Regions from separate parts of the Homo sapiens genome. Here region 2 is linked to region 1. A link is a loop called in an ENCODE intact Hi-C map of the cell type or tissue named here. Cell type or tissue: heart right ventricle. All regions are shown on one strand.

What was found. Hi-C counts contacts between places; a loop is a spot of excess contacts. Peaks named below come from ENCODE experiments on the same cell type or tissue, not always from the same donor. Only the 100,000 strongest peaks of a DNase experiment are listed, where the experiment ranks them.
Region 2: a loop joins it to region 1, with 4 times the contacts of the local background. A loop is called at or near these places in 27 of 110 quality-filtered maps.

What each region holds. Positions count from the first base shown.
Region 1 is chr1:25,806,784-25,814,783 of GRCh38, forward strand. It overlaps SELENON (selenoprotein N), which reads left to right. Exons shown (of 12, transcript NM_206926.2): 4 at 1,797-2,006; 5 at 2,243-2,367; 6 at 2,900-3,037; 7 at 4,671-4,752; 8 at 4,908-5,096; 9 at 5,904-6,009; 10 at 7,098-7,210; 11 at 7,294-7,395. Among named protein-coding and RNA genes, the nearest start is that of MTFR1L, 9.2 kb to the right of the region's middle. RefSeq lists an enhancer at 3,844-4,718. In heart right ventricle, CTCF peaks have their summits at 4,235 (motif pointing left) and 4,449; a DNase peak (open chromatin) is centred at 4,238; H3K4me3 peaks cover 739 bases; H3K27ac peaks cover 3,493 bases.
Region 2 is chr1:25,500,518-25,508,517 of GRCh38, forward strand. No RefSeq gene overlaps it. Among named protein-coding and RNA genes, the nearest start is that of LDLRAP1, 39 kb to the right of the region's middle. RefSeq lists enhancers at 2,545-3,112, 3,113-3,678, 5,984-6,893. In heart right ventricle, a CTCF peak has its summit at 3,475 (motif pointing right); a DNase peak (open chromatin) is centred at 3,479.

The DNA of each region.
Region 1 (8,000 bases):
CCCAGCCCAGGGAAGCAGTGCTGGGGAGCCCCTTTCTTTTTTTTTTTTTTTTTTTTGGGACGGAGTCTCGCTCTGTCGCCCAGGCTGGAGTGCAGTGGCGCGATCTCTGCTCACTGCAAGCTCCGCCTCCCGGGTTCAAGCTATTCTCCTGCTTCAGCCTCCCGAGTAGCTGGGACTACAGGTGCCCACCACCACACCCGGCTAATTTCTTTGTATTTTTAGTAGAGACGGGGTTTCACCATGTTGACCAGGATGGTTTCAATCTCCTGACCTCGTGATCCACCTGCCTCGGCCTCCCGAATTATAGGCGTACAGGGATTATAGGGATTACAGGTGTGAGCCACCATGCCCGGCCGGGAGCCCCTTTCTTAACCTCATCGCTGCAGGTTCAGGGAGGGACAGAAATTCCAAGGAGGAGCTCACAGGGAAGGGCATTGCCCGTTTTGGGTCCTGTTTACTTGCCGTCTCCCACTATAAGCTCCAAGAAGACAGGGTGCACAGTGTACCCTGATAGAAACTTCCTATACAGTAGGTGCATAAAACATTTTGTGGAATGAACAAATGAATAAACGTGTTCTTCTCAGCCAAGGAGACAGTGCAGCAGATAGGCAGGAGTCCAGGAAGTGGTCAAAACCGGTCTGACCTTCCACAAAAGGAGATGGGGAACCCATCTCCATGGATTTGGCAGTGATGGGCTGGTCTGAGCAGATAAGTCCGCACAGACAACAAGAACTGGGGTGAGGCAGGAGCAGCACCCCTAGCCCTGGCCCCCGAGCAGAGCCCCAGCAAGCCCAGCACCCATCGCTGGCAGGTCCCCTGCAGGGGGTGGCAAGCCTACAAGCAGGACCCAGGAAGGCGGGCTCGGCCTGGCCCGGCACAGCCAGCTCTGCCTTGAGAACCGCCTGTTAAATCTGTCTCTGTGGGAGCTCCCTGCCTGCTTTCCTCCTACCTCCCACCAAGCCTGAGCTCCTGCTGCCAGGGAGGTGGCGACAGAAGAGGGAATCTGCTGTTCCCCAAATGCTGGCCGACGTGTAGACAGCTCTGTGGTCTCTGAGCGTCCTCTCCGAGCCATCAGCTTGTCAGACAGAGGCGAGGCAGGTCACCGATGAGGACTCGGGCTTAGGGAAGGCCTTTTGCCCAGGGTGGGGCAGGCTGTACTTAAGGCAGGGCCCTTCTGGGGGTGGCCTTCCTTCCCCTTCCCTGTGGTCTCATCCTGCTCTTGACCCTAGAGATTTCACCTCAAACATGATTGGCCACCACCCTCATCGGACTTAGCTCCAAACCGAAACCCTGAGCTGGCCAGTGGGACATTAGTCCCTGGGAGGAGACTTGGAGAGGAGACTGGGGAGGGAGAGTAGGGCTGCTGGAGGGCCAGGGAAGCCAGGCAGGGTGGTGGCACCCAAGGCTGGCCCATGGGCTTATGCATAGGATGGAGGTGGGACTATGTGAGGCACAGAGCCCCACCATCCCCATTCCAACCTTGCCCTCGAGCGAGCTGCTCTGGCCTGGGCTGCGCCTGGGTGGGCTGTGCCTGGGTGGGCTGTGCCTGGGTGGGCTGTGCCTGGGTGGGCTGTGCCTGGGTGGGCTGCAGAGGCACTGCAGCAGGGAGAGGAGCCTCTCTCTGGCGGGATATTGCTAAGCTTGTGGCCATCATAAGGGCAGGAACCTCCCTGGGGTCCATCTGCTCCCTTGGTGTGGGCTGGCTCGGGGCTTGAGGGAGACCTCCACCCACATGGTACAGGAGACCCCGGAGTCAGGTTCTCAGATTCCTGGAGCTTTGCTTTCCCCCGCCCCAGGTCTCCCGCCTCGCCCTGTCCGGCCTCCGAAACTGGACAGCCGCCGCCTCACCAAGTGCAGTGTTTGCCACCCGCCACTTCCAGCCCTTCCTTCCCCCGCCAGGCCAGGAGCTGGGTGAGCCCTGGTGGATCATCCCCAGTGAGCTGAGCATGTTCACTGGCTACCTGTCCAACAACCGCTTCTATCCACCGCCGCCCAAGGGCAAGGAGGTGAGGACAGCTGGGGTGCGACGTGGGGCCCCTCCGCCCGAGCCCAGGAGTGGCCACCCCTCTGTCTGCGCCTGGACCCCAGTGCCAGGCCTGCTCCACCTGCTCTCCTGCCTTCCTCTGGACCTGCCCCCTCCCCATGGGGCCCCTGGGCCGTCGGGTCTGGGCTGACCCCCACCCCAGCGGATCCAGGCCCAGCGGGACCCAGCAAGCCAGTACGTGCCTCCCGCCGCCCCCAGGTCATCATCCACCGGCTCCTGAGCATGTTCCACCCTCGGCCCTTTGTGAAGACCCGCTTTGCCCCTCAGGGAGCTGTGGCCTGCCTGACTGCCATCAGCGACTTCTACTACACTGTGATGTTCCGGTGAGTGGGCCACACTGGCTGGCCTGGAGCACCGGGGAGGCATGACGGTACAGCGCCCAGAGGGGAGGGCCCAGCTTGAGCCCCCCAGCTCCACCTCTCCTCCCACTGCCGTCTTGGGCAAGCAGCTTTGGCTCTCTGAGCCTCAGTTTTCTCACCTGTGGATCCGGGTGCTGATGACTTCCTCGTAAGGCACGTGAGGGTTCAGAAAGAAAAGTTGTGGAACTTGCTTGGCACGGGGCTGGTAGCCATGGTTGTGCCATCCACACAGAAGTGGGAAGGACACCCAGTCACACATGCCCTCCAGAAGCTGTGAAGGCTGGGGGAGGGGGTCCAGGCAGGGCTTCCAGAGGAGGGGCATGTGACCCGGGCCTCGAAGGATGAGCAGCATTTGGAGAGCCTCGCTGCTGCCCACTGGCCCATCCACCTCCACCCCCACACTCAGCCTCCTCTCCCTGATGATTCTGGCCAAGGCTTCCCGGGCTCCTGGGGAGAAGGTGGGCAGCTCTGGTGCAGCAGATCCCCTTCCCCACAGGATCCATGCCGAGTTCCAGCTCAGTGAGCCGCCCGACTTCCCCTTTTGGTTCTCCCCTGCTCAGTTCACCGGCCACATCATCCTCTCCAAAGACGCCACCCACGTCCGCGACTTCCGGCTCTTCGTGCCCAACCACAGGTGGGAGCTTGACCCTGGCCCAGCCTTGGCTCCCTCCTACAGCTTGTCCTGCTCCCCAGCTCCAGGAGCCTAGGGGCCTCTTCTGTCTCTGCCCCTTCCTTTGCTCCCCAGAGCCCATCTCATGGGGCTGACGTGGCAGGAGGCGGCATGAGGCAGGCAAGAGAATGAGCTGATCACCCACCAGCTCTTCCCAGGCACCCGTGGCCTGGCCCTCCACCTCTGTGCCTGGGACCCAGTGCAGCAGTCCGCAGACCCTTCCTGAAGCTGGGCCTCCCCGCCCTCATACTGCTGACAGGCCCCAGGCAGAGCTGTAACCGCAGCCTGTGCACGCCACCAAGAGGAAGGCCAGCAGCTAGGCAGGGACCCAGCTGTGGGGTCCAGGAAGGCTTCCCAGAAGAAAAAGGTCATCTCAGCAGAGATCAGGGCTCTGAGGGTTTTGCTGGGCAGAGGAACAGCACATCCAAAGGCCAAGGGCAGGCCCTCCACTGCTGCAGAGCCCCAGAGGGGCTTCCGGGACGGTGCTACACCAGCCACCTGCTTGCCTCACCTCCTCAGGGCTGGCCACCTGTCAGCAGAGTAGAGGACCCCGGAGGCCCTGGCTTCAAGTTTGTCCAGATTCCTAACTGATAGCAAGTGGCCACCGAGTGGGCCTGAGTGACCGCTCTACAGGGATGAGACCTGGCTGGGAGCCAGGAGGTCTGCAGTTAAGTCTCTGCTGTGGAACCCATTGGCTGTGTGGCTGTGGGCAAGGCCCTGGCCCTCTGTAGGCCTGTTTCCTCATCTGCCGGATGGGAGACTGACTCCTGGCCTACTTCACCCACAGGGCAGGCGTGAGAGGATGGTCGGGATAACATGGGAAGAGAAAATTGCCCCTAGGAGTGGGGGTGGCTTCCCTCCCTCCCCAGAGTGGGAAGGGCAGGGGCTTCCCGGTCAAAGGGAAAAGGAAGAGGAGGGCACAAGCCCTCCATCTGCTCACCTAGGGCTGGGCACACCTGCCTCCATCGCAGGGTTGTTGAGGAGGGGGCCTGGACTGTATGGGACAGGAGGAGAGAGGCAGTGGCCAGCTCCAGGACCAGCTGTTCCTGGGCTCATGTCTGAGGACCAGGCACCAGGGACTGCTGACCCCCGGGGGTTACCTAGCTCTGCCCTCTGTGCCCCCTGCTGCGGAGGTGGTGGTTTGCCAGTGCTGGGGCTCCCTCGTGCGGCGGATCTGCAGATTGCACTGCTCGGCTCAGATTTCCTGCTGCCCGCCAGAGGCCTGTGCAGGGACCACGGTGCTCGTTTTCATTCCTGCCCCACCCTGTGACCCGCCTTGAGGCACTGGCCATCTCTCTGCTTCAAAGGGTCCTGGAGAGTACACGGGCCATGGCTGTGCAGGCCCTTTGTGAATTGCGAGGGGCAGGGCTGGCGGATGGTGAAGTGGCTCCAGTGCCTTAGGAAGGGGCAGCCTGGTGGGGAAGAGGGCCAGGGCTCTGCAGCCAGAATCCCAGTGGCTCTGAGAGCAGGTGTTCACCTTGAGAAACCTCAGTGTCCTCATCTGGAAAGTGGAGACAGTTGCAGGTATTATGTGAGATAAAGTGTGACACAGATAATGGGCTTTGATGATGGTGTCACTCTGCCCTGGCCATCCCAGGTCTCTGAATGTGGACATGGAGTGGCTTTACGGGGCCAGTGAAAGCAGCAACATGGAGGTGGACATCGGCTACATACCCCAGGTGAGCGCACAGGAGGCTCCCATCCAGGTGGGCTCGGCTGCAGGGCCCCGCCCTCCCTCTGCAATGAGTGGAGCATTTTGGAGGGTCTCTAGGGGAGCCCCTGAGGATTCTTGCCCATCTCTGAGCCTTCCCCCTACCACTGACCTCTGGCCCAGATGGAGCTGGAGGCCACGGGCCCCTCTGTGCCCTCCGTGATCCTGGATGAGGATGGCAGCATGATCGACAGCCACCTGCCTTCAGGGGAGCCCCTGCAGTTTGTGTTTGAGGAGATCAAGTGGCAGCAGGAGCTGAGCTGGGAGGAGGCTGCCCGGCGCCTGGAGGTGGCCATGTACCCCTTCAAGAAGGTGAGGCTGGGCAGGGGTGAAGGCCAGGGTCAGGCTGCATGGGCAGAGGCTGGGAGCTGTGGAGCAGCAGCTGGGCACAGACGCTGGTATGTGTGCAGGGCTTGCTACTGAGGCTGTCTCACTGTTGGGCCCAGCTGTGCCAGCGGGGCCTCCCCGCTGCCATTCAGAACTTGGAGGAAGAGGCCAGGTGCAATGGCTCATGCCTATAATCCAAAACTTTGGGAGGCTGAGGCAGAGAATCACTTGTGGCCAGGAGTTCAAGAGCAATCTGGGCAACATAGCGAGACCCCATATCTACAAAAGAATTTTTTTAATTACCTGGGGGTGGTGGTAGCACGCACCTGTAGTACCAAAGCTTTGGGGAGGCTGAGGCAGGAGGACTGTTTGAGCCCAGGAGTTCAAGGCTGCAATGAGCTATGATTGCGCCACTGCACTCCAGCCTGGGCAACAGAGTGAGACTCCATCTCAAAATAAAAAATAAATGAAAATAATAATAATAAATAGAACTTGGAGGAGACATCCATCCCCTGGCTTAGTAGCACCCACTTCACACACATACAAACACACACACTAACATATATATACACACACACATACACACATATACAAACATACACAAACATATATACACATACAAATGTACATATACACAGACATACACACAAATATATATGCCTACACACAAACACACACACACACACACACACACACACACACACACACACACTTGCACACACTACAGACTCAGCCCGAGTGGGACCCTGGCCGCTTTGATGATGGCTTCGCTCTGTCTCGGTGTGGCCCCAGGTCTCCTACTTGCCGTTCACTGAGGCCTTCGACCGAGCCAAGGCTGAGAACAAGCTGGTGCACTCAATCCTGCTGTGGGGGGCCCTGGATGACCAGTCCTGCTGAGGTGAGGGGCCCGGCTGGATCTAAGGGGAGCAGTGGGAAAGTCCACACCTTGTGGGGTACCAGAGGCTCTGAGACCAATGGGACTCTTCTGTTGAGTTGTGAGGGCCTCAGGGACTGCCCATGGTAGGGGCGTGGGGTGAGGGCTTGGGGGTTTCTGTGCTGAGCCCAGAGGGAGCTACCAGATGCTGAAGAAAGGGCCCTGGCAGACTGGGTTCAAACTCAGCCATTGTCAGCTTGGTAACCTTGACCAAGTGTCTTCCCCTCTGTGAGCCTCAGTTTTCTCAATAGTAAGAGGGGATAACACACTTACCTCTCATAGCTGTGGACATGGAGGTGAAAGTGCCGCATACACTGTAAAGTGTTATATACGTGTAAGAGAAAAAATCGGGCCAGAGGCTGGGCTTGTGTTAATTGATTCAGGAAATTCACCAGAGGCCCCCTAGATGCAACGTCCTTTGGGTGTCTGGCAGTGGGCACAAAGATGAACAAAACAGTGCCCCACCCTCACCCCGTCAACCGTCAGTGCAGCAGTGGGCTGGGTGCTTGCGTCCCACAGTGAGGAAGGCAGAAGGGGTCCCTGCCCTCAAAGGGGGAGACACAGTGCAAAGGCAGACACCAAATGAGTCAGTACAAGCACGGTGAGTGTTCTACAGGGGACAGTCCAGAGTGGCACCAGAGTGTATAACTGGGGGTCAGGGAAGGCTTTGTGAAGACAGTGATATTTACGCTGAGACTTTGAAGGATGAGTAGGAGTTTCTCAAGTGACCGGATGGAGTGTTCCAGGTAGAGGAACAGCCTGTGTGAAGGCCCTGGGACACAGAGCGTTCATTGGATTTAAGAAGCTGTCACTGTCTGCAAGTCCCCAGGGCCAGGTAGAACCCCTAACCCTAATCTCAGCCCAGGATGCTGGTATATTATTGATGTTAATTCCAACTATCATTTATTCAGCACCTACTCTACCTCAGGCTCTTTGAATCTGTTATTTCACTTGGGTGCAGAGACTGTCCTGCAGCCCGTGAGGTCTCCCCAAAGCAAGATTGCACCCCAGCAAGATGTGGGGGCGCCTCACCCTTCTGTCTTCCTGAACAGGTTCAGGGCGGACTCTCCGGGAGACTGTCCTGGAAAGTTCGCCCATCCTCACCCTGCTCAACGAGAGCTTCATCAGCACCTGGTCCCTGGTGAAGGAGCTGGAGGAACTGCAGGTGAGCGGGCAGGTGGCAGGAACAGGAGCGTCCGGAACAGTGGTGGGGGCCGCGGCATCAGGAGTGTGCAACTGTCCCCACAGAACAACCAGGAGAACTCGTCCCACCAGAAGCTGGCTGGCCTGCACCTGGAGAAGTACAGCTTCCCCGTGGAGATGATGATCTGCCTGCCCAATGGCACCGTGGTAGGCACCCCCACTCAGACCCCACAGGGCCCAGGCACCTCGGGGCCCCGGGAGCAACCAGCAGGAGGCGTGGATGTGCAGACTTCATCAGGCTTCGGGACTGTCCCTGCCACTTCCTGGCTGCAAAGCCTCAAGCTGGTCTCTTACCCAGTCTAAGCCTCCGTTGTCCCCGTGTAGAAACAGGAATCGTGATGCAGGTGTTGGTCATCGGGGGCTGCGCAGCAGTGAGCATAGTCCTGAGGCAGAGTCAGCGCCTCCCTAGAAACACAGCCTGGAAGGGAAGGCTCACCTTGGACCATGGCGGCCAGTCCTGGGATGGAAGGGGAGGGAGGAGCCAGGCCTTGTGACAGAGACCAGGAGAGGGCCCTGAGCCAAGATTCAAGACCCCACCTCTCCCTAAGGGCCCCTTACCTAGCACTCAGCAAGTCTTCTCACTGGGGCCTCACAGCAGCTTTGGGAGATGGATGGTCATGAATACCCATTTTATAAACAAGGAGGCCCAGAAAGTTGAGAGACTGGACAAATGTTGCAGTCAATTAAGTGCAGCTGGCTTTGAACCGAGGCCTGCCCTTGAGCCTCAGATCTCCAGCTCTTCTGATCAAAGC
Region 2 (8,000 bases), 310 kb before region 1:
GGTGGAGTTGGGGGGTAGTTGGTGAGAAAATCTTGAGAGCAAATTTCCTTCATCAATGCCTTGCCTTCTATTTTCTAGAATCTTGCTTGGCCACTTAGTGACCAATACTCTATTGGGTTTCCTATCTGCTATAGATCCTGAACTAACCTACACTTTTATCATCCTCCCTTGTTTTTAGAGGCTTTGTCTGTTTTCATCTTCTGAGAAGCCAACTGCCTCCCTTGGCCATTGTTACAATTGATCTTGGCTCTAGTTTTGGAAAATTCTGCTCTTGGCACCTCACCCTCTGTCCTTATTGCTAGATAGCCTTTCTGAGTCTTGGCCATCAAGTCTGTTGCAGACACTCCACACTTAATATCATGAGCAGAATTCCCCAGGGGGAACATGTTGGCTTGCCTTGGCTTTCGCCTTTGCCTTCCCTGAAGGAATGTGTCTGCCTACAGAACTCTCATTGGCACTTTCTTTTCCACCAAGGAAATCTCCAGTTGTTGTCTTTGTTATTTTAGGCCCATGATAAAGCAGCAATTAACTATGAAAATCAAAAGGCTATAATCATGATGCACTAATGGGGACAGACTAGGAGAGAGAGAAAACTCAGATCTTCAAGTTTCATTGCTTCTTTTTCTTTTTTTTTTTTTTGAGATGGAGTCTCACACCATCATAAAGCAGCTCCACATCTCAGTACATAATTTATTACATGCTATAAAGCAGTGTTTGCCATTCTAGATGGTTAAATATTTAGAGGACGAGTGGGCTGAGTGTGTTTTGACTGGCCGAATAACCTCTCTCTATTGACACATCTCCCAACTTTACATAAGGAAATAGCTGTCTATGTGGCAATCTTTCCAAGAGATCCTATGGAATGAGAATGAACAACTCCTCATGACTCCCAGCCTGCAGGAAGGGCATAATCCTTTTTCCTGCCATCCCTCTCCCCTGCCTGTGTTAATCTGGGCTGTGAAGAGCCACCTGGGAGGGCTGAACATTTCTGACAGCTGCCCTCACTGCTGCTTTTGAAATTCACACCACAGCAGAGAACTAAAGAGGTAAACCAGAAGCCTACCCCCAAGCCACTGGCCAGAGTAGCTAGGCCTGTTTAGATTAAAGGGCCTCTGAGCCCCATAAATGCCTGGCTATATATGACTCTCAAAGACACTTACTGCTGAGCTGGCCTCTTCCCAGGCCTCACAGGACTTGCCCAAAGGCATCCCCCTCATCCTTCATGCAGAGCCCTAGGGCCCAGCCAAGCCCTCCAGACAGGGATGGGAGTCAACTCCCAGCTTTGCCTCCACAGGCTCTGTGATTGCCCTTAACCTCTCTAGGGTGCCGTTTCCTCACCTGACAGAGTTGCTATGGAGACTGGGTGACATGATGCAAAAGGGTACCCTGAAAACCATCTACAGCGCCCCCAGGTGGAAGCGCAGACCTGCCGCAAGGAATCATGAGGAGGGCAGGACCTGGCTAAGAATTCCTGCTCTTGGGGCTGCTGCATCCTTAACAGCCTGACTCCTAAACTCGTGACACTCAAAAACATGGTCTGCAACTGCAGCCCAGCAGCACCGGTGTCCTATGTGAGCTTGCATCGGGCTCTTGCCCAGACCCATCTGAATCTGCATTTTACAAGATGTGAATGGGTAATTCAGTTGCATATTATTTTAGAAGCCCCATCCTGAGCTGACTTTCCTAACATGAAGACTCTAAACATTGTCACCCTCTCTCTTCTAGTCCAGAAAAAAGCTGATACACAGGTTTTGAAAATTTAGAATTAAAAATTTGGGCTGGGCGTGGTGGCTCACGCCTGTAATCCCAGCACTTTGAGAGGCCAAGGTGGGCAGATCACGAGGTCAGGAGTTCGAGACCAGCCTAGCCAACATGGTGAAACCCTGTCTCCACTAAAAATATAAAAATTAGCTGGGCATGGTGGTGGGTGCCTGTAATCCCAGATACTCGGGAGGCTGAGGCAGGAGAATCGCTTGAAACCAGAAGGCAGGTTGCAGTGAGCCAAGATCACGCCACTGCACTCCAGCCTGGGCAACAAGAGGAAGACTCTGTCTCAAAAAAAAAAAAAAAGAGTTTAATGATGAGAGGCCATGCAGAAGATGAACTCTAAGCCTTACTCCTTTTTACTTATTTTGTTTATTACGTTTCCTCACCATTAGAATGTAAGCTCTATGAGGGCAAAGATTTTTGTTTATTTACTGCTGTAACCCAAAACCTAGAACAATGACTGCCACATAGTAGGTATTCAGTAAATACTTATTGAGTGATTAAGGTTTTAGATTAGACATGTAATCTGAAATACCGTGTCTTGACTGAATCAGAGCATCTCTGTAATAGTATTATTAGAATGACAAGTATAAACAGAATTGTTTCTAGAAGGAGAGGGATAAATTTGAAGTAACATATTTACTATGACATCTCCCATCTGCCTGTCTGAAACCTTGCTTTTTTGTCAGATTTTCTCTACAAACTCCTGCTTGATTTAGCCAGGTGCAAAAAGATGTCTTTACCAGCTAGATGTGCTGCGAACAATCACTTGTCTTGGAAGCCTCGCAGCAGGGGCCTGCTGGGGGCCTGTCCATGCTTCATCCCTCTGGAGCCTTAGACCAACTTCCACAAGAGCCAGTACTGCTGCGTTGTGAGTCAGTGTGGGGATTTTTTCTGTTGACAGTAATTGAATTATAAAGCATTTCCTCCTGGAAGGTATCTGGGTGATTGAATGTCTCAGAGAATTCCTTTCCATCTGACCAAGGGGGCCACACTTCTTTTCTCTCCTCCCTCCTTGAGCATATTTTAAGTGTTTCTGTTTGTTCCATCTCAACGTTTGCTTTTGGTTCCTGTCTTTGCTTGAGGTTCAAGTCTTATTTCCCCTCAGGATGGGCTTTCTAGGGTTCTGGGACCACTCTGTTGTGATACCCTGATTTTTCTCCTAAGAATCCCAGATTTAGCTTCACACACGTGGCAGGGCCTTTTAAACCCCGTCCGAAGGAGCCTGGACCGGTTGCTCTGAGAGAGGTCCATTCTGCCCGCTTCCCAGCTCTGCAGCCTTCGGGTTGAGAGGGAGGTGCAGGTGAGTGTGGGCAGGGACCTCCATGAGCCACGTTTGGCCTGGCACCAGCATATCCTGGATCCTGTTCTTCGCCGTTCCCTTCCCTGTCCTCCTCTGCACGGAGGACAGGGTTTTGCTCCTGGAGCCCTAGGCCGTGTTGGCACATTTCTCCAGTACCAGGCCCATACTTCCTTAGAACAATCATTCTCAAACTTGTTCACCAGAACAGCCTGAAGTCACCTGCGAAAACACAGATTACTGGGTCCCACCCCAGAGTTTCTCATTCATGAGGTCTGGGGGTGGGCCTGAAAAACTGCATTTCTAACACATTCCCAAGTGAGGCTGGGCCCCACCTTGAGAACCACTGGCTTGAGCGTGAGGGCTGACACAGCCCTGCCCAAAGCCACCCCCCAGCTGCCACCAGAGGGCACATGCAACCTGAGCCAGAGGTCTTGTTTCACCTCCAGCTGCCAGCTCCCCGCCTGCCACCCAGCAGAGGTTCTTTCCAAAAGATTTCTTTCTAGTTGTAATTTTTGTTATTATGTATTAGGAAGAAATGCAGATCTAAAAAATAAGGTGGGTTCTCAGAGTCTGTCTCTGACAAATATTAAAGGTCAGATGGATCAGCCTTTTGAAAGTGTTGAATGTCCTGACTTTTAAGAAATGGAACAGGCTGGGTAGGGTGGCTCACGCCTGTAATCCCAGCACTCTGGGAGGCTGAGGTGGACCAATCGCTTGAGCTCAGGAGTTCAAGACCAGCCTGGGCAACATGGGGAAACCCATCTCTACTAAAAATACAAAAATTAGCTGGGTGTGGTAGTGTGCCTATAGTCGCACCTATCTGGGGGACTGAGGTGGGAGGATCATTTGAACCTGGGAGGTCAAGGCTGCAGTGAGCTGAGACCACACCACTGCATTCCAGACTGGGTGACAAAGTGAGACTCTGTCTCAAAAAAAAAAAAAAAAAAAAAAAAGGAAAAAAGCAATGGAACAAATGGTTCCCACTGGAGGCTTCCAGGGCTTCCATCACACTGAAGTGGGGACTTCCTTTCAGAACATCGTAGAATCTTTGTGTATTCAGAACCCAAAAGGCAGTTAAGATGATAGGTGATTTTCATTTTCTTCTTTATACTTTACTGTATATTCCAAATTATCTAAAATTCATATAACAAAAAAATGATTTTTAAAACACATTTTAAATGTGACTAAAAGCCAAAACAACAACTCCAAAATAATAAAAACCAACCCAAAGAGGAACTTGGAGTGAGCAGCGTGGGGTGAGGAGAAAGCCCCCAGCTGGCACTTGGCCCCTCAGTTGGTCCTGCTGAGGTATCTGCCTAGGCGTAGGGGTCTAGTGGGATCACAGTTGGCCGAGTGCTCAAGAAAGGGATTTAGGACCGAGGAATAGATGGTTACCTGTGAGGACTCGGCCTGTCATCTGTGTAAGTCATGTGTTGCAGAAGCCCTGAGATGCCAGAACTTGAGATTTTTCAACCAAAAACAAAAGGAATCTGGATAATGTGAAATCTCCCAATTTTTAAATGTTAGCTCAAATGTATTATCTGCAGATCAAACAAAATATGTCTGGAAGCTGCTAAATAGGAACCTAAGGCTGTAAAGTGCCTACGTTTTCCTGTTTCTGGCTTTGCTCCCAGTCCCTTGGCCTCTCCACGCACTGCAGAGTTCAGGAGAAGTGGGGCAGTGGGTCTCAACCCTGGCTGCTCATTAGAGTCACCTGGGGAGCTCTTAAAAATGCCCATGGCCAGGGCCCACCCTGAGAGCGCCTGATTTAACTGGGCTGGGGAGGAACCCGGGCTTTGTTTGTTTGAATTCCCCAGAGGTTTCTAATATGCAGTCAGGGTTGAGAAACTGGGAACTAGAGGGGAGTAAGAGGAAGCCTCCATCCTGCTGGGGCCTGGGACCTCAGAGGATGCATGCAGGTGTCTGGGGGCTGGGGCTGGGGCTAGGACTTCAAATGTTTTTAGCTGGCCAAGTGGAGATATGAGCAAAGTTGGTCTCTGCTGTCTTCCCACCTCCCCTGTGGAGACCCTCGTGTCTCTTCTTCTGGCCCCTGGGCTTCCTTCCAGGCCCTTGTCCTGGATTCCCCTTGTCAACCACATTTATCGCACTGTCTGCAAATATAAATTGTTAGCCCTCTCGTTTCCAAAAAGGAATTCTGCTAGCATCACCCCAATTTGTGGTTACTATGTGTCAGCTTATGAGGGTTTTTTAAATTATTATTATTGCAAGCCACAGAAGCTGACTGCGGCCAGTATAAGCCCAAAGAGGAACTGAATGAAAAGAGACGGGGCATGCACATATGGGGCTGTCGAGAGGGCTGAAGAGGCCATATGGGAAAGACAGGAGCCAGCCAGCATGGGCAGTTTGGAGGCAGGAGCTGCTCAGCAGGGCCCGTGGCTGAGTGAGTCCATGTCCCAGCTTCTCAAGTCAAAGTCGGGGGATGGTGGTAGATGTGTGCTACTGCTCCCAATTATCCACTCCATCCCTGCAGCGAGGTTGATCCATCCCACTCTACTCAGCGTCCAAGTTGGCCATATAACTTGCATTGGTCAATGGAATGTGAGTGGGCATCACGTGTGCCAGGTGTGGGCAGCCTGAAATGCACCTGAGTGCTTTACATCAGCCTCTTGCTCCTCTCTGCGGGAGAACAGCATCTCCCAGAGAGGGGCCACAGCTGGGTGAGAGGTGAGCCATGTCAAAGCCCGCCCTCAGACGTGGGAGCAAAAAATATGTGTTACTGGTCTTAAGTCACTGAGATTCGGGGGCTGTTTGTTACCAGAGCAAAAACTGATATAGACAAAGAGTCCAAACTTGAGTCATATGTCCTCCCCTTGGCTGAATCTTGGGCTGGAGAACACTAGCTGAGGGAAGGAGATTCAGGGCCCTTTTGCGGTCTGAATGTTTGTGTACCCTTAAAATCCTTATGTTGAAATCCTCACCTGCAAGGCCTTTTGGGGGGTGATTAGGTCATGAGGGTGGCTCTATGAAAGAGGCCCAGGAGGAAAAAGGAAAGATGGCCGAATAGGAACAGCTCCGGTCTACAGCTCCCAGCGTGAGCGACGCAGAAGACGGGTGATTTCTGCATTTCCATCTGAGGTACCGGGTTCATCTCACTAGGGAGTGCCAGGCAGTGGGCGCGGGTCAGTGGGTGCGTGCACCGTGCGCAAGCCGAAGCAGGGCGAGGCATTGCCTCACTTGGGAAGCGCAAGGGGTCAGGGAGTTCCCTTTCTGAGTCAAAGAAAGGGCTGACGGACACACCTGGAAAATCGGGTCACTCCCACCTGAATATTGCGCTTTTCGGACCGGCTTAAAAAACTGCGCACCACGAGATTATATCCCGCACCTGGCTCGGAGGGTCCTACGCCCACGGAGTCTCGCTGATTGCTAGCACAGCAGTCTGAGATCAAACTGCAAGGCGGCAGCGAGGCTGGGGGAGGGGCGCCCACCATTGCCCAGGCTCACTTAGGTAAACAAAGCAGCCGGGAAGCTCGAACTGGGTGGAGCTCACCACAGCTCAAGGAGGCCTGCCTGCCTCTGTAGGCTCCACCTCTGGGGGCAGGGCACAAACAAAAAGACAGCAGTAACCTCTGCAGACTTACATGTCCCTGTCTGACAGCTTTGAAGAGAGCAGTGGTTCTCCCAGCACGCAGCGGGAGATCTGAGAACGGGCAGACTGCCTCTTCAAGTGGGTCCCTGACCCCTGATCCCCGAGCAGCCTAACTGGGAGGCAACCCCCAGCAGGGGCACACTGACACCTCACACGGCAGGGTATTCCAACAGACCTGCAGCTAAGGGTCCTGTCTGTTAGAAGGAAAACTAACAAACAGAAAGGACATCCACACCAAAAACCCATCTGTACATCACCATCATCAAAGACCAAAAGTAGATAAAACCACAAAGATGGGGAAAAAGAGAACAGAAAAACTGGAAACTCTAAAACGCAGAGCGCCTCTCCTCCTCCAAAGGAACGCAGTTCCTCACCAGCAACGGAACAAAGCTGGATGGAGAATGACTTTGACGAGCTGAGAGAAGAAGGCTTCAGACGATCAAATTACTCTGAGCTACGGGAGGACATTCAAACCAAAGGCAAAGAAGTTGAAAACTTTGAAAAAAATTTAGATGAATGTATAACTAGAATAACCAATACAGAGAAGTGCTTAAAGGAGCTGATGGAGCTGAAAACCAAGGCTCGAGAACTACGTGAAGAATGCACAAGCCTCAGGAGCCGATGCAATCAACTGGAAGAAAGGGTATCAGCAACGGAAGATGAAATAAATGAAATGAAGCGAGAAGGGAAGTTTAGAGAAAAAAGAATAAAAAGAAATGAGCAAAGCCTCCAAGAAATATGGGACTATGTGAAAAGACCAAATCTACGTCTGATTGGTGTACCTGAAAGTGATGGGGAGAATGGAACCAAGTTGGAAAACACTCTGCAGGATATTATCCAGGAGAACTTCCCCAATCTAGCAAGGCAGGCCAACGTTCAGATTCAGGAAATACAGAGAACGCCACAGAGATACTCCTCGAGAAGAGCAACTCCAAGACACATAATTGTCAGATTCACCAAATTGAAATGAAGGAAAAAATGTTAAGGGCAGCCAGAGAGAAAGGTCGGGTTACCCTCAAAGGGAAGCCCATCAGACTAACAGCGGATCTCTCGGCAGAAACACTACAAGCCAGAAGAGAGTGGGGGCCAATATTCAACATTCTTAAAGAAAAGAATTTTCAACCCAGAATTTCATATCCAGCCAAACTAGGCTTCATAAGTGAAGGAGAAATAAAATACTTTACAGACAAGCAAATGCTGTGAGATTTTGTCACCACCAGGCCTGCCCTAAAAGAGCTCCTGAAGGAAGCGCTAAACATGGAAAGGAACAACCAGTACCAGCCGTTGCAAAATCATGCCAAAATATAAAGACCATCGAGACTA